Linked DNA regions of Homo sapiens: regions 2 and 3 are each linked to region 1. Evidence: chromatin contacts called from ENCODE Hi-C data. All regions are on one chromosome and are shown on one strand. Each heading gives the region's core, a stretch centred on a gene start or an enhancer-like site at or near the end of the contact. The rest is flanking DNA. Distances are from core to core; before and after follow the strand shown. Region 1 holds the start of SPTLC1 (serine palmitoyltransferase long chain base subunit 1). Region 2 holds the start of TSTD2 (thiosulfate sulfurtransferase like domain containing 2). Region 3 holds the start of SEC61B (SEC61 translocon subunit beta).

Region 1 (4,332 bases), core at 1,172-3,671:
AGCTACTTGGGAGGCTGAGGCAGGAGAATCGCTTGAACCCAGGAGGTGGAGGTTGTGGTGAGCCGAGATCACACCACTGCACTCCAGCCTGGGCAACAGGAGCAAAACTCCGTCTCAAATAAATAAATAAATAAAATCTAACACAGAATCCCAATATTAACCATCGGATTATTTAATTTCAGTGGTTCTTTTTTGGGTACACTATACAAGACTACTCAAATTCTACATTCAACACGCATAGGATTTGGGAGTAAGAAGTTTATGATGAATTTTAAAATTTGCTCATCCCCCTAAATACAATTCATTTATGAATAAGTCTAAATACCCTTTTAGTTTTCTCAATAGTTGGATTCTAGCAAGCAAACATCTGCCCCAGCCACTAGTTAAGAGCCCACTCCAAAAAGAAATCACCCTAAGAAAAGCTGAGAAACTCTCTCTCTAGTGAATTAATAAAAATCACAAACACCACTTCTTTTCCTTCCCAGGAAATGTTACATACAGGAGTTCTCCCAAGTCTCACTGTTGGACAGTTTCGGGGAATGAGAAGTTACACTACTGTCAGTCTTCAAAAAGGGAGCAAACAACATTTAACAGAAAATAATCCATTTCTTTAAAAAATCATTTATAAAAAAGATCATTCAATTTTAGTGGCTCATTTTAGGTCACTACAGTTAACCTAATACTGGGCATCACTTAATACATGAGCATAAGACAGAGCCACATCTGCTGTCTCTGCTGTTTCAAGATAAAATTCCCAGTATGTCCTGCAATGGAAGACACTGTCATTACCCCTACCAGTAGACGGTGATATTAAGTTTGGTGATATTAAATCATCAAAAGTAAAGTGAAATTCACTTGAAATGAATGTAAGCTCTTTAAGCACAGGGACTTCTGCCTATTTGTTCACCGCACTATCCCTAGCATCTAGATCTGTGTGGTCCAATGTGGACAGTCACTAAGTTACACGTGGCTATTTAAGTTAAATTAAAAATTCAGTTGCAGCTGGGTGTGGTAGCTCATGCCTGTAATCCCAGCACTTTGGGAGGCCAAAGCAGGAGGATTACTTGAGGCCAGGAGTTCGAGGCCAGGCTGGGCAACACAGCAAGCCCCCGTCTCTATTAAAAAAAAAAAAAGATTAGTTGGGCATGGTGGTATGTGGTCCCAGCTACTCGGGAGTCTGAGGTGGGAGGATCGCTTGAGTCTGGGAGGTCAACGCAGCAGTGAGCTGATCGCACCACTGCACTCTAGCCTGGGCGACAGAGTGAAACCCTGTCTTTAAAAAATAAAATAAAATAAAATAAGTTCTTCAGTGCCCAATGAATAGCTCTGCAAGACAGCACGGGGACTCTCAGTTATTAAATGAATGAACACTAAGATTGACATTCTGGTTTCTTATTATCTTATGTATCTGAAATAACTAGGCTTCAAAAAACTCTTAACTATTCTTCCTTTAAAAGTCTACGGCCAGGTGCAGTGGCTCAAGCCTATAATCCCAGCACTTTGGGAGGCCAAGGCGGGCGGATCACCTGAGGTCGGGAGTTCGAGACCAGCCTGACCAACATGCAGAAACCCCGTCTCTAATAAAAATACAAAATTGGCCGGGCATGGTGGCACATGCCTGTAATCTCAGCTACCTGGGAAGCTGAGGCAGGAGAATCGCTTAAACCCGGGAGGCGGAGGTTGTAGTGAGCCGAGATCACGCCCTTGCACTCCAGCTTGAGCAACAAGTGCGAAACACCGTCTCAAAAAAAAAAAACAAAAATAAATAAATAAAAATCGACTAAACTAGTTGTATCTTTATAAGACAGAAAACTGATGTACGCAGAAGAATGACAAACTATTTTTTATTCACAAATCCTAAGTCACTTGATTTCTTTTCGACAAAAACAAACTCCAATTTATTACAATTTTATTCCCCAACGAACTGTACCGTAGTTCCAAAGAGCTGACTTCCTTAGGACCTTCCCAGACGAAGGTGTTCCACTCATTTTCACCACTCCGTTTTATCGTCCGTCTAAACTCTGGTTTTTGCAGACCTGTCTCCTGCGTCCCCTTACACGTGTTCCTTTCCGGAGCTTCCAGGGGACCCGGAGCATAAGAATTCAAACCGAGACCCTCAGTCCCAGCCCCCGCCCCCGCCCGTTCCTCCCTACACTCAACCGCTGGGACTAGAAGCTCCCGGCAGTCCTTCCAGCAAGAGGCACCGAGTCTGGGCGTGACCGAGCCAGTCCCGCCGAGGTCTCAGGCCACAAATCCACACGCGTCCTCCCACCCTCCCCGGGCCCGGGTGTGGTCGCGGACCGCTAATGGCGCGGAGCCCACCTCGTAAAGCGCCTGTACCATCTCCACCAGAACCCACTGCTCCGTGGCGGTCGCCATAGTTAGCCGCTTCCTTCCGGAAGGCGGGTCACAAGCGCGTCCCAAAAGTGCGCGTCGCTGCTCAGTGTCGTTATCACCTCCGCAGAGGGCGGGGCGGCGGAGCGCTGGGCACCGCCTACTCGCACTTGCGCACTGGTTGACAGGAGGCTGGACGGGGTCAGGTGGGATGCCGCAGTTTTTCCAAGAATTGTTTACCTTGTGTCCTATTACCCTCCCTGCTGGATTCAGGATGGAGAAAGTAGTAATGAACGGGCCTTACACTTGGTCATCAGCTGGGCGCAGAGAGTTAAAATGATTGCAATACGTTTACTTTATTTTTTTTTTTTTGAGACGGAGTTTCGCTTTTGTTGCCCAGGCTGTAGTGCAATGGCGTGATCTCGGTTCACCGCAACCTCCGCCTCCCGGGTTCAAGCGATTCTCCTGCCCCAGCCTCCCGAGTAGCCGGGATTACAGGCGTGGGCTACCACGCCTGGCTAATTTTGTATTTTTAGTAGAGACGGGGTTTCTCCATGTTGGTCAGGCTGGTCTCAAACTCCTGACCTCAGGTGATCCGCCTGCCTCGGCCTCCCAAAGTGCTGGGATTAGAGGCGTGAGCCACCGCGCCTGGCCAATACGTTTACGTTTAGTAGCATAAGTAATCCAGCAATGCATTATCATTAAGAAATGCATAATTATACACAAAAATAGCCAACCCATATAGCACTTCCTGTTTTGTCAGACATAGGCCAAGGCTTTGCAGGTATTAAATCATATAGCAGTTTGGTAAAGAACCTTTTAGAGCCTTCCAATGCATATGCAAACAGTATGCACGCGCACATACTTAATTGGATTGGATTTCTTAAATATAATTGAGATCATAGGGACAAGACTTTTCTACAACTTTTTTTAAATTTTTTTTCTAGCATTTTTTTCCTAATATATCTCATATTTAATGGCTGAAGACTTCCATGGAATAATTTATGTATATTCATCGTTCCATTTTATGTAAACGTTTCCCTATTGGTGAATACTTATGTTGTTCCCACCTTTCCCCTATTACAAATAATGCTGCCATAACTGTCGATGTTCCTTGTGTGTATATCTTTCTGTGCATGTTGGAGTTTTTCTGACCAGTTTTTTCAACATGGGATATATCTGAAGACTATGCACGTTATTAATTTTGATAAGTACTGCCAAAATGGCTCAACCAATTAAAATAATTTGGAAGTTTTTCTATGCTCTAGTCCATGATGGATATTATCAATCTTTTAAAAAAATTTGCCAGTTTAATGGAGATAAAATGATACCTCACTATCCTTTATTATTGATGCTTCTGGTTACTCATGAGGTTGTGCAGCTTCTTATATGTTTATTGGCATTTATAGACTGTATGAATCGCCAATTCATATTCTTAATCCATTTTTCTATTGGTTATTTTTGCCTTCTTATGGATTTGTAGGAACTCTATACATTCTGAATATCTTATATTTTTCTGTTTCATATGTGAAAAATATTTTTGCTCAGTTGCCGCCTAGTTGTTTCTGCTCTTTCATCATACTTTAATTTTAAATTTTATGTAGTGCTTCAGTCTGTTTTTTGCCTCTGGATCTGCATATTGCTTAGAAAGGCCTTCTTCACCACATCTATGGTTTCCAACCATTCTTGCAGCAGTTTGTTGTTATTTGCAATTAGCTCTTTACTCTGGAAACTATATTTTTGGATAATGAGAGTTAAGGGACTTAATTATGTTTTTTTCTAAAGGAATAACAATTTTTTGAGTGCCATTTATTTGAGTAACCCTGACTTTCCCCAGAATTCTGAAATGGTACCAGTGCTATTGATACAGGAGCCAAAAAGAAATTATTTAGGCAGATAGTGAAGGTAAGAGAGTCCTCAGCAGAGCTTCTTTCTGAACAAAAAGCAACCCCAAAATTATTTCTTTTTTGCAAAGAGCAGCCTGAAAAATTGAGCTAC
Region 2 (4,566 bases), core at 1,670-4,169, 5.5 Mb after region 1:
ATATTCTGGTAAGGAGAGACATTAAGTAAGTAATAAACAAACAAACAAACAAACAAACAAATCATGAAAATACCAGCTAGGGATAACGGCCCCTGCTTCTCAGTTTCCTTTGCTGGATCTTCCTTATTACCCCAACCTCTAAATGTTGAACCACTCTATCTATACTTACCCTACAGGTGATCTCATCTACTTCCAAGGACTTAAAACTATATTTGCCTCAAAATAATTGAGAGAGAGGAGGTAATATCAATGAAACCAGATTACCCATGAATTAAGAATTACTGAAGTTGATGATGAGTACATGGGGTTTCATCATAAATTTTCCCTACTTCTGTAAATATTTGAAAATTACATGAGAAAAGAAAAAAGGGAAACATAAAGGAAATTTTCTGTTTAGAATACTATATAATAAATGACTCCATATTTATATCTTCAACCTGGGCCTTTCTCCCAAACTACAAATTCATATACCCCACTGTGTGTGAATTTTACACTGTGTGTGAAGCCAGCTAGCTTCAGCTTCAAATACAACTGTTCAAAACCAAACTTTCGTCTTCCCCAGTCTTCCTTATCTGAGTAAAAGACAATTTTATTCTTCCTGTTATTCAGACAAAAAAAACTTTGGGATGATTCCTGACTCCTTATTTTCTCACACTATCATTCACTTGTTCAGAAAATACTTTTTTTTGAGACGGTTTTCGTTCTGTCACCAGGCTGGAGTGCAGTGGGGTGATCTCGGCTCACTGCAACCTCCGCCTCCCAGGTTCAAGCGATTCTCCTGCCTCAGCCTCCCGAGTAGCTGGGAGTACAGCTGCACGCCACCACACGCAGCTAATTTTTGTATTTTTTTTTTTAGTAGAGACAGGGTTTCACCATGTTGGCCAGGATGGTCTCAATCTCCAGACCTTGTGATCCACCCACCTCGGACTCCCAAAGTGCTAGGATTACAGGGGTGAGCCACCATGCCTGGCCAGCTTTGCTTTTGAAGTACAATCCAATCAGATCACTTTGCACCACCATCTTTACTACCACCCTAGTTCAAGCTACTATCATTTGCAGCTAGAATTACTGCAAAAGCTGAACTATCTTCCTCCTTTGGGAGCATGAGAAGTAACTATTAAAAAAATAAGTCAGACTGGCCCTGCACAGAGGCTCATGCCTGTAATCTCAGCACTTTGGGAGGCCAGGAGTTCAAGACCAGCCTGGCCAACATGGCGAAACCCCATCTCTACTAAAAATATACAAATTAGCCTGGTGTGGTGGCGCATGTCTGTAATTGCCGCTACTTGGGTGGCTAAGGCACAAGAATTGCCTGAACCTAAAAGGCAGAGGTTACAACGAGCCAAGACCGTGCCACTGCACTCCAGCCTGGGCAACAGAGCGAGACCCTGTCTCAAAAAAAAAAAATCATACTCCAATGACTTCTCAATTCACTTGGATAATGTCCAAAGTCCTCACAGAGCACCTTCCCCCTACCTCTCTGATCTCATCTACCACTCTCCCGTTGCTCACTACCTATGATGGCACTATTTGTGGGTATTCCTGAATGGGTCGTTAGAATATATCAGCGCCAAGAGAGCAGGGGTTTTCCTTTGTTCACCTCTACATCCTCAGCATTCAGAACTCTGCCTGGCACCTAGGAGGTGCTAAATGCTAATAAATATAATATTCGTTGAATGAAATAAAACAGTGATTGGGTAACCAAAGAAGGCCTCACTAAGGACCTGACATTTGAGCTGAGACCTAAGTGACCAAGAGCCAGCCACGCAGATTTAGAACCAGAGACCTTCAGGTAAAGGAAATAGTATAAGTTCCTAAAATAAGAACAAGCTTGACTTATTGTAAGAACAGAAAGAGTGGTTGGAGTACAGTGAGGAGAAGTAGAACCCCACAGGCCATGGCATGGAGTGTGCAATGGAAAGTCGTAGGAGACTTTTTTTTTTTGACACGGTCTCACTTTGTTGCCCAGGCTGGAGTGCAGTGTGCGATCACCGCTCACTGCATTCTCGACCTCCTGGGCTCAAGGGATCCTCCCACCTCGGCCCCCAACCCTCCCCTCGAGTAACTGGGACTACAGGCGCCAAACACTAGGCTCAGCTAATTTTTTTTTTTTTCCTGTAAAGACGGTGTTCGCCTTGTTGCCCAGGTGGGTCTTGAACTCCTAGGCTCAAGCGGATCCGCCCGCGTCGGCCTCCCATAAGTGTTAGGATTACAAGCGTTAGCTACCCCGCCCGGCCGTCATAGGAGACTTTTAAACAAAGCAGTAACACGATCTGATTCTGGATTTGTGTTGAAAGCAGAGCAGGCAGGGTTTACAGATAATTGTTATGTAAAAAGAGGGAAAAGAGCTAAGAAAGACTCTAAATTTTTGGATTAAGCGGCCGACGGATGACGTCATTTACTGAAATGGGTAAGACCGAAGGAGAATTAGGCCGGGAGAGTGAAATTTCAGATGGCCATGGACAAAGCAGATAAGCCAGTATGGTGCTCATAAAGACATCAGGGGAGGGGACGCTCACACACAGGCATATAGGTACCCAATAACCCTTGAAAACAGATTACTAAAACAATCATTTGTTCCTTCCTAAGCAAACAACTTAAGGAAAATGACGGCCAGCCGGCAAGCCCGGAGCCGCACGCTCGCGTCAGGGCCGGCCTTTCCATACCAAGGGGCGGCACGTGCGGCACCGCCTCCCGCCCAGGCCCCACCCCGCATGCCGAGCTTGGCCCAACCTCTCCTCCCACTTTTCCCAAGGCGGCAAAAGCCGGAAAGTGGGAGTAGATGAGCACATACCCGCCAGTCCTGATCCTTTCTAAGGTCTCTCTTCCCTGCACTGTCTCCGCCTAGCAATTGTCACTGCTCACCGCCCTCGAGCCTATTCCCCCGCCGCGTATTTGGGTAGAAAAGCTCGCTCGTGACGTCACCAAGCTCCGGAAGTCTCCTGGCGTCGGCGCAAGGGCCGCCGGGAAAACCATTGAGAGGCCACCGGGAAACCATTGAGAAGCCCCGGAGGACCGGCCTGAGCGGAGGCGGAGACTAGAGCGGCCGCCGGCACGACCCGCCTTCAGGCGTACGACGACCGCGGCCCGGGGGCTCTGAGTGGCCAAAGCGGCGGCACTTTCTGCGTGGCCCCGGAAGGACATAGAGCGGAAGGCGGGAGAAAGAAGTAGCCGGCAGGCGGAGGCAGCCCGAGGGGGCGGTTGCATGTGTGCCAGACGTTCGTAGCCCACTGAGCTTCCTCACGCCGGCTGTCGCAGCGCCTAGCCCCACCCGGCGGCCTCTCCTGCGCTTCCGGGGCCGTGGCGAGCTAGTGCGCCTGCGTGCCGGCCCATCCGCGCGCCTTGCAGCTGTCCTTGCGTCGGCCAGCGGCCAGACAGTTCCTGCAGCGCTTACCGCCTGGCCTCTCGGTTCCGCGGCGCACCGGAGGGCAGCATGTCGCGGCGGCGGCACAGCGACGAGAACGACGGTGAGTGCCTGCGGCCCGGCCACGGAGGCCGCTCCCGGTTGGGAGCCGAGGCTCGGCGTCTTTGGGTGTCCACGGAAGAGACTGGAAGCTCTTCTCCCCGGGAACGTGCGGGGAGCCGCGGAGGGAAAGAGGAGAATATGGTGGCGGTGTGGTCGGGCGGCTTCTAGAAAGCGACTTCTCCCCCGCCCCAGTTCTTTGAGTCAAGGGCCGATCCTCGGGAAAGAAGGCCTGGTGAACCCCATGGGTAGACCCTTGGTCTCTAAGGATGCTTCAGAATTTCGTCCGTAAAACCACGGAGCAGGGAAGCACACCTGTGTCTGTGCTGCCGCCTCTTAGGGACCCACTGGTCCTAGTGTCTCGTTTTAACCTTCAAAGCTGCACCTGAAAAGGGCTCGGAAGAATTCACTGAAGGAAAGGACTGAGAGATCTCATGAGTTGCAGTCTGAACTCTGTTCCGGTAGTGGTTATCCGTTGATTTCACTTCTTTCAAGCTGCAGGGAAAGAATATTGTCTTACCTGCGCCCAAGAGGTCCCTAATAAACAGACACAGGTTACTGCAGATTTTGAACTGGCCGTAAGCGCATTTCCCTTGTGTGAGAGAGAGTGCTAGAAAACTAACTTCAGGCCTCTGAGAGAGTTAGAACAGGGGTTCCCATCTCCGTTTGGATGATTGTGCTCGTGGAGATCAGTGTTGCCTTCATAAAGATGGAATAATTCTAGTTTTAACAACAACAAAAAAAAGATGCTTATATTACACATAAGCCTTACAATCGGTCAAAAACACAAATCCACACACCAAAAAAGTAAAACTTAGAGTAATTCTATTGTTAACATTTTAGTGTATTGTTTTTTGAAGAGAGTGTATAGTAGTGGTTAAGAGATGAGACTTTGGAACCAGAGGGTTTAGGTTCAAAGCCAGACCCTACCATTTACTTGGTGATCTTGTCCAGGTTATGAAATCTCCTTAAACTTTAGTCTGTAATACAGAAGTAATGATATTTATATCTTCTGGTTTTTGTGAAGGTTAAATGAGGTAATACACATCAGCAACAATGATGTTTTATCATTTGCCAACGCTTAAGAGGCGGTAAACGTTAGC
Region 3 (4,889 bases), core at 137-2,636, 7.1 Mb after region 1:
TCATCTTTTTTAGGATGGGGAAAAATGCACGAAGGAAAGAGTCAAGAATAGCTACAGGGCAGATCCAGGTGGACATTATTTACCAAGGTAAAAAGCTTGAACTTTTCTCCAAAAACCAATGGGGAGCCATGTACAAGTTTTAATAGGGGCATGATATATTCAGCTTGGCGTTTTTAACACATGACACTGCTGAGGACGGTGTGGCCTGGCTCCGAACACAAGGACAGTGGGATGCAAATGGCCTGAAAGGAGAGTCAACAAAAATAACAGGTAAGCGGGAAGACAACACGCGAGTTACTCATTAGTAAAAGGTGACTGAAGCTGACTTCTAATACCAGCGTTTCTCAGAGCCCCAAAGACTATCTACCTCGGAATCACCCTATGACCCAGTTAAAATGCAGATGTCTGGGCCCCACCTCAGGGCACCTGGATGAAAACTTCCTGGAGGATGGAACCCCAGCAATCTGCAACTTTAAATGGGCCCACACTAAAGTTAGAGAACCACAGGCTCGCTCACAACCCTGACTTCTCCATGTCAGTTCCGATCTTTGCGAACCGCAGACAGGGAAGGTCTTCTCTCAGGGGTCATGCCCGCGGCCGCCCTCCACGGCGAGGTCCGCACTCGCGCAGCCGGCCCCGCGGCCGCCTCACCTGGTCGCACACTACCACGTCGAACTCCTCGTCGGCGAGGAACAGCACGTAGAGCGCCAGGAAAACCATGCGCACGTAGGCGCAGACGGCGGCGCCGCGGCCGCCCCAGCCCAGGCCTCGCGGCAGCCAGTCCCCGGCACAGCGCACCGGTAGCTCGCGGCTCTCGGCGAAACAGTGGCCCGGGTCGTAGTGCGCTGTCCAGATCTTCACGCTACACCCGCGCGCCTGCAGCGCCAGCGCCGCGTCCAACACCAGCCGCTCAGCGCCGCCCACGCCCAGGTCTGGGTGGAGGAACAGCACCGACGGCTTGGGAACCGAGTCCCGTTCCCGGCCCTGCTCCTCCGCCATGGCCCTGGAGCCGCAACTGCACCCCGCACCCTGATGGGGGTCTTCTGCGCAAGCTCCGCGCTCGTAGCTCCCAGCTGGCCACTGCGGGCCGACCCCGCCCTGCCGTACGTGCGTCAGTTAGGCCACATCAGCGCAAATCTGTGAGGGTCTAGTAACTGCCTGAGAAAATATCTTGTCTGACCCCGGTTATATTTTTCCTTCGGTAGGGATTGGACTTTCTGAAGGACGTTGTGATCCAAAGGAAGGAGGCCGGAGGTCTCTACTTCCCATACAGCAGGTAACTAAGTTGTCTGTAGCAGACTGTCTACAGGCATATCGTGAGACGACCCAGGCGTCCCTGGGGTCAGAGAGGACCTTGCCTGCAAGTCCGGGGGCGGGGCCTGAGTCAGTCTCGCCAGCTGCCGGTCTTTCGGGGGCTCCGTAACTTTCTATCCGTCCGCGTCAGCGCCTTGCCACCCTCATCTCCAATATGGTATGGCGGCCCTTCCATGATCCCCGCCTCTCCCAGAAGCCCTGACTCCTCCTGCTTTGCGCCGTGCTTTTCCTCTGTAGCTCCCTTGCTTCCCCCAGCCTCGGGTGTGGGTGTCTAGGCCGGGGTTCTGGGGCAGGCCTGCCGCGCTCACCCGTCTGTCTGCTTGTCTCCCTCTACAGCCTGGTCCGACCCCCAGTGGCACTAACGTGGGATCCTCAGGGCGCTCTCCCAGCAAAGCAGTGGCCGCCCGGGCGGCGGGATCCACTGTCCGGCAGAGGTAAGGAACCCTGCAGTTCGTTCGCTTCCAGACTCGGAGATAGGACCCAGAACCTCGCTGATTCTGGGGTGGAGACCCTAGCATGTGAAGATTGACAAAGGCAAAATGAGCTTCTAGTGACGTGGCCGTGGGAGTAGTTAAAGGCCTTTTGGGAGGAAGGCGACATTTTTTTTCTCGTTGCTCAGTTTAGGGCACTACTCTTAAAAAAGGAAAGTTAACAAACTGGAATAGAGTCAGAGATAACTTTGAGAAAACCGATGTCATTAAACTGGTGTCTCTGGACCTGAGGTTTGCACTCACATTTCCATCTGGCGGCCCCATAAGCAATCTGTCCTACAGATAACTCGTCCTACACAAAACTTAGTCTCTTTTCAGCTCAGCTCTCTCACTCTCAATTATATCTCCTTACTTCCATATGGCACTGTTGTACACTCATTTACTCAGAGCCAGAAACGTCAGCGTCATCTTGGATTTTTCTTATGCTCTTTCTCTCTCTAGTCATATGCCAGACTTTAAACTCTGCTTGAAAGCTTTCTCATAAGCTCTTTCCTTTTCCCTTTCTACTGCTTTGCATTTGCTACTTAACCCTTTTCTTCAGGCTGTTTGCTTTCCAGTCCATCGTTCGCTCTGCTGTTACTCTTCTGCGTAGTTTCTGTTACTTGTTGCTGAACTAAAAAAAACAAACAAACAAAAAAAAAAAACCGGGGGGATACCAAAGCTCTTAGTGGTCATTTCAGCCTAACCTTTCTTTTTCCTTTTTTTTTTTTTGGGATGGAATCTCACTCTGTCGCCCAGGCTGGAGTGCAGTGGCACGATCTCGGCTCACTACAGCCTTTGCCTCCAGAGTTCAAGCAATTCTCCTGCCTCAGCCTCCTGAGTAGCTGAGACTGCAGGCACGTGCCACCACACCCAGCTAATTTTTTGTATTTTTAGTAGAGACGGGGTTTCACCATGTTAGCCAGGATGGTCTCGATCTCCTGACCTTGTGATCCTCCGTCTCTGCCTCCAAAAGTGCTGGAATTACAGGCGTGAGCCACTGCGCCCGGCCTTCAGCCTAATCTTTCTTTGCTGTCCTATGATCCAGCACTCGTGAACCCATTACTGTTTTCTGAATTCACAAACTTTCTCCCTCATCTCAAGGCAAATTTCTACTTATTTTCCAAGACTAAGCTCAGGGGTTATTTCCTCTTGAGGCCTTCTCTGTCTGTAAGCAGCAGTAGCTACTAGTTTTCCCTTTTGCCCCCATAGCATTTTGTTCATATCATTATAAGACCAGTGATGTTTCCATATTTATCTCCTTCATTAGACTTTAACAGAGAACCTGCTCAAGTCATTTCTATCCCAGGTACCCACCATAAGGCATGACACAATAAATAATGACTGAAGGAAGGAATCAAGCAACCAAGTTGTTTTGGGATTTTTGAAGGAACTAGTGGGGTTTTATCTAGGGAGGAAAAAATCTTGAACACATGCATGGAAACTTCTGAAGGATGTGAAGAGGGATGTGACATTTTCTGGCTGCAACAGGTAAATCTAAAACTGATGATTTGAACTTACATGAAATATTTCACATCAGAACAAAGACATTCTAATAGAACTGGCAGAAATGTAAAATTATCCTGAATGATTTTGAGTTCCCTGTCATTGGGATGTTCATGAGGAGTGTATCAGGCTGTGGTTTAACTTATATGGGCTTTGAGTGCTGTCCCCTTCCCACCCTGGGTTTTAGAGATTTTTCGTGCAGGAATGGAAAACATGTCCTGTGGGTGCGGTTCCTTGGGAATGGTTCTGCTTAATGAGAATTGGTAATACTGTGGCAGGGAAGTTTGGCCATCCGAGAATTTGTAAAGAAATAAAAGAAAAAGCACATATTTATCAAATGTACATATGATAATGAAATTATTTATTTAATAGTAAAAATGAAATAACTGATGCACAAGTGAAATGGAGAACTGAAACATTTGAAGACAGACAGATGCAGTTTTTAAAGTCGTGGGTGTTGGTGTCATCTTTTAGGATTCAGTGTGATAGAGCTAGTGTAACAAGAAAGACCATGGTTGTATGTATTGAGAGACCTGACAGTGTTTCCTTCTAGAATGGTAGTGATTAAGTATCATTTCATGAGTATAATGTAATAAGTATTGGTTGTTTAAGAATATCTTTGCTTTATAAGTCTGAGAAAACATTGGAAGTTAATGATTCATAATAGTGCTTTGGATTATGTTGTCTGTAGAGCTGCCTTCTCCATGCTTGATGAGGTGATAGATACTACCTTGGAGGAGAAATGTTATTAAATTTAAGCTCAGGCCAGAGTTGGTGTTCTTGCTCTCCTAAATACAATATAAAAGGAACTTGCTGTGAGGAGCAATAATGCTTTATAAACTGTAAAGGTGTGAAGTGCCACATAGTGTTCTAGCAGGATTAATGGGAATCAGGGATATTAAGATGGCGGAATAGCCACCAATGTATAGACATCAAGGTATTGAGGTCTACTACATGCCAAATGCTGTTTCATCTCCGAAGATGGGTCTGTGAACAAGGTAGGCAAGGTTTGTACTCATGAACCTTATATTCCAGTGTGGGAGATCAAACGCAAGGAAAATAAGACAATGTAATTTCAGGCAATAAGGGCTATGAAGATAAATAAAGCTGGGTGGGGGATAGAGAGTGGTGGGGATAGGGCAAAGGTAGGTAGTTGTTTTAGATAGGGTGTTCACAGTAGGTAATACCTGAGTAGATACCTGAAAGAAGCAAGAGAGCAAATCACACAATGGTTTGGGGACGAATAGGCCTCCTAGGCAAAAGGAGTGGGTAAGTATGAAGATTCTGAGGTCGATGAGGTTGGCTTTGAGGAGCAACAGAAGCACCATGTTAGAACCAAGTGTGTAACTGGTTAGTTTTGAAAACCATTGTGTTGAGGTATAGAAGGGAGAGACAGTTACACAGTGGCCAGAAAGAAAGGGTAAAATAGCCCCCAAATACAAATTTGAGAGATTCAATGTGTTTTATTAACCTTTACCTAGCTACCCCTAGGGAATGGGAAGTATTTTGAGTACACTTTAGTATTTCTAGGGGCTCTGGTTTTCAAATACTCTTCTATGTTCCATGCGCCAGCAGAAATAAGAAATCTTAAGAGAAGCC

The links. A loop is a pair of places that touch in the nucleus more often than their neighbours do. Pooled maps may share reads with other maps.
Region 2: a loop to region 1 is called in a map of CD8-positive, alpha-beta T cell, with 15 times the contacts of the local background. The contact joins the promoter of TSTD2 here to the promoter of SPTLC1 in region 1. A Hi-C loop is called at or near these places in 3 of 168 maps with a recorded cell type or tissue (CD4-positive, alpha-beta memory T cell and CD8-positive, alpha-beta T cell), 1 of 37 single-sample maps with no recorded cell type and 7 of 50 pooled maps.
Region 3: a map of CD8-positive, alpha-beta T cell shows a loop between it and region 1 (8-fold over the local background). The contact joins the promoter of SEC61B here to the promoter of SPTLC1 in region 1. A Hi-C loop is called at or near these places in 3 of 168 maps with a recorded cell type or tissue (CD4-positive, alpha-beta memory T cell, CD8-positive, alpha-beta T cell and naive thymus-derived CD4-positive, alpha-beta T cell) and 5 of 50 pooled maps.

The regions. Positions count from the first base shown.
Region 1 is chr9:92,112,992-92,117,323 of GRCh38, forward strand. SPTLC1 (serine palmitoyltransferase long chain base subunit 1) reads right to left here and starts at 2,422. Exons shown (of 15, transcript NM_006415.4): 1 at 2,323-2,422. The coding sequence starts at 2,379. RefSeq lists an enhancer at 2,925-2,984.
Region 2 is chr9:97,630,449-97,635,014 of GRCh38, forward strand. It overlaps TSTD2 (thiosulfate sulfurtransferase like domain containing 2), which reads right to left and starts at 2,920. Exons shown (of 10, transcript NM_139246.5): 1 at 2,795-2,920. NCBP1 (nuclear cap binding protein subunit 1) reads left to right here and starts at 3,373. Exons shown (of 23, transcript NM_002486.5): 1 at 3,373-3,467. The coding sequence starts at 3,434. RefSeq lists enhancers at 2,841-3,170, 2,939-3,233, 3,398-4,233, 3,791-3,870.
Region 3 is chr9:99,220,896-99,225,784 of GRCh38, forward strand. SEC61B (SEC61 translocon subunit beta) reads left to right here and starts at 1,387. Exons shown (of 4, transcript NM_006808.3): 1 at 1,387-1,471; 2 at 1,651-1,748. The coding sequence starts at 1,469. It overlaps ALG2 (ALG2 alpha-1,3/1,6-mannosyltransferase), which reads right to left and starts at 1,047. Exons shown (of 2, transcript NM_033087.4): 1 at 652-1,047. The coding sequence starts at 999. RefSeq lists an enhancer at 1,137-1,456.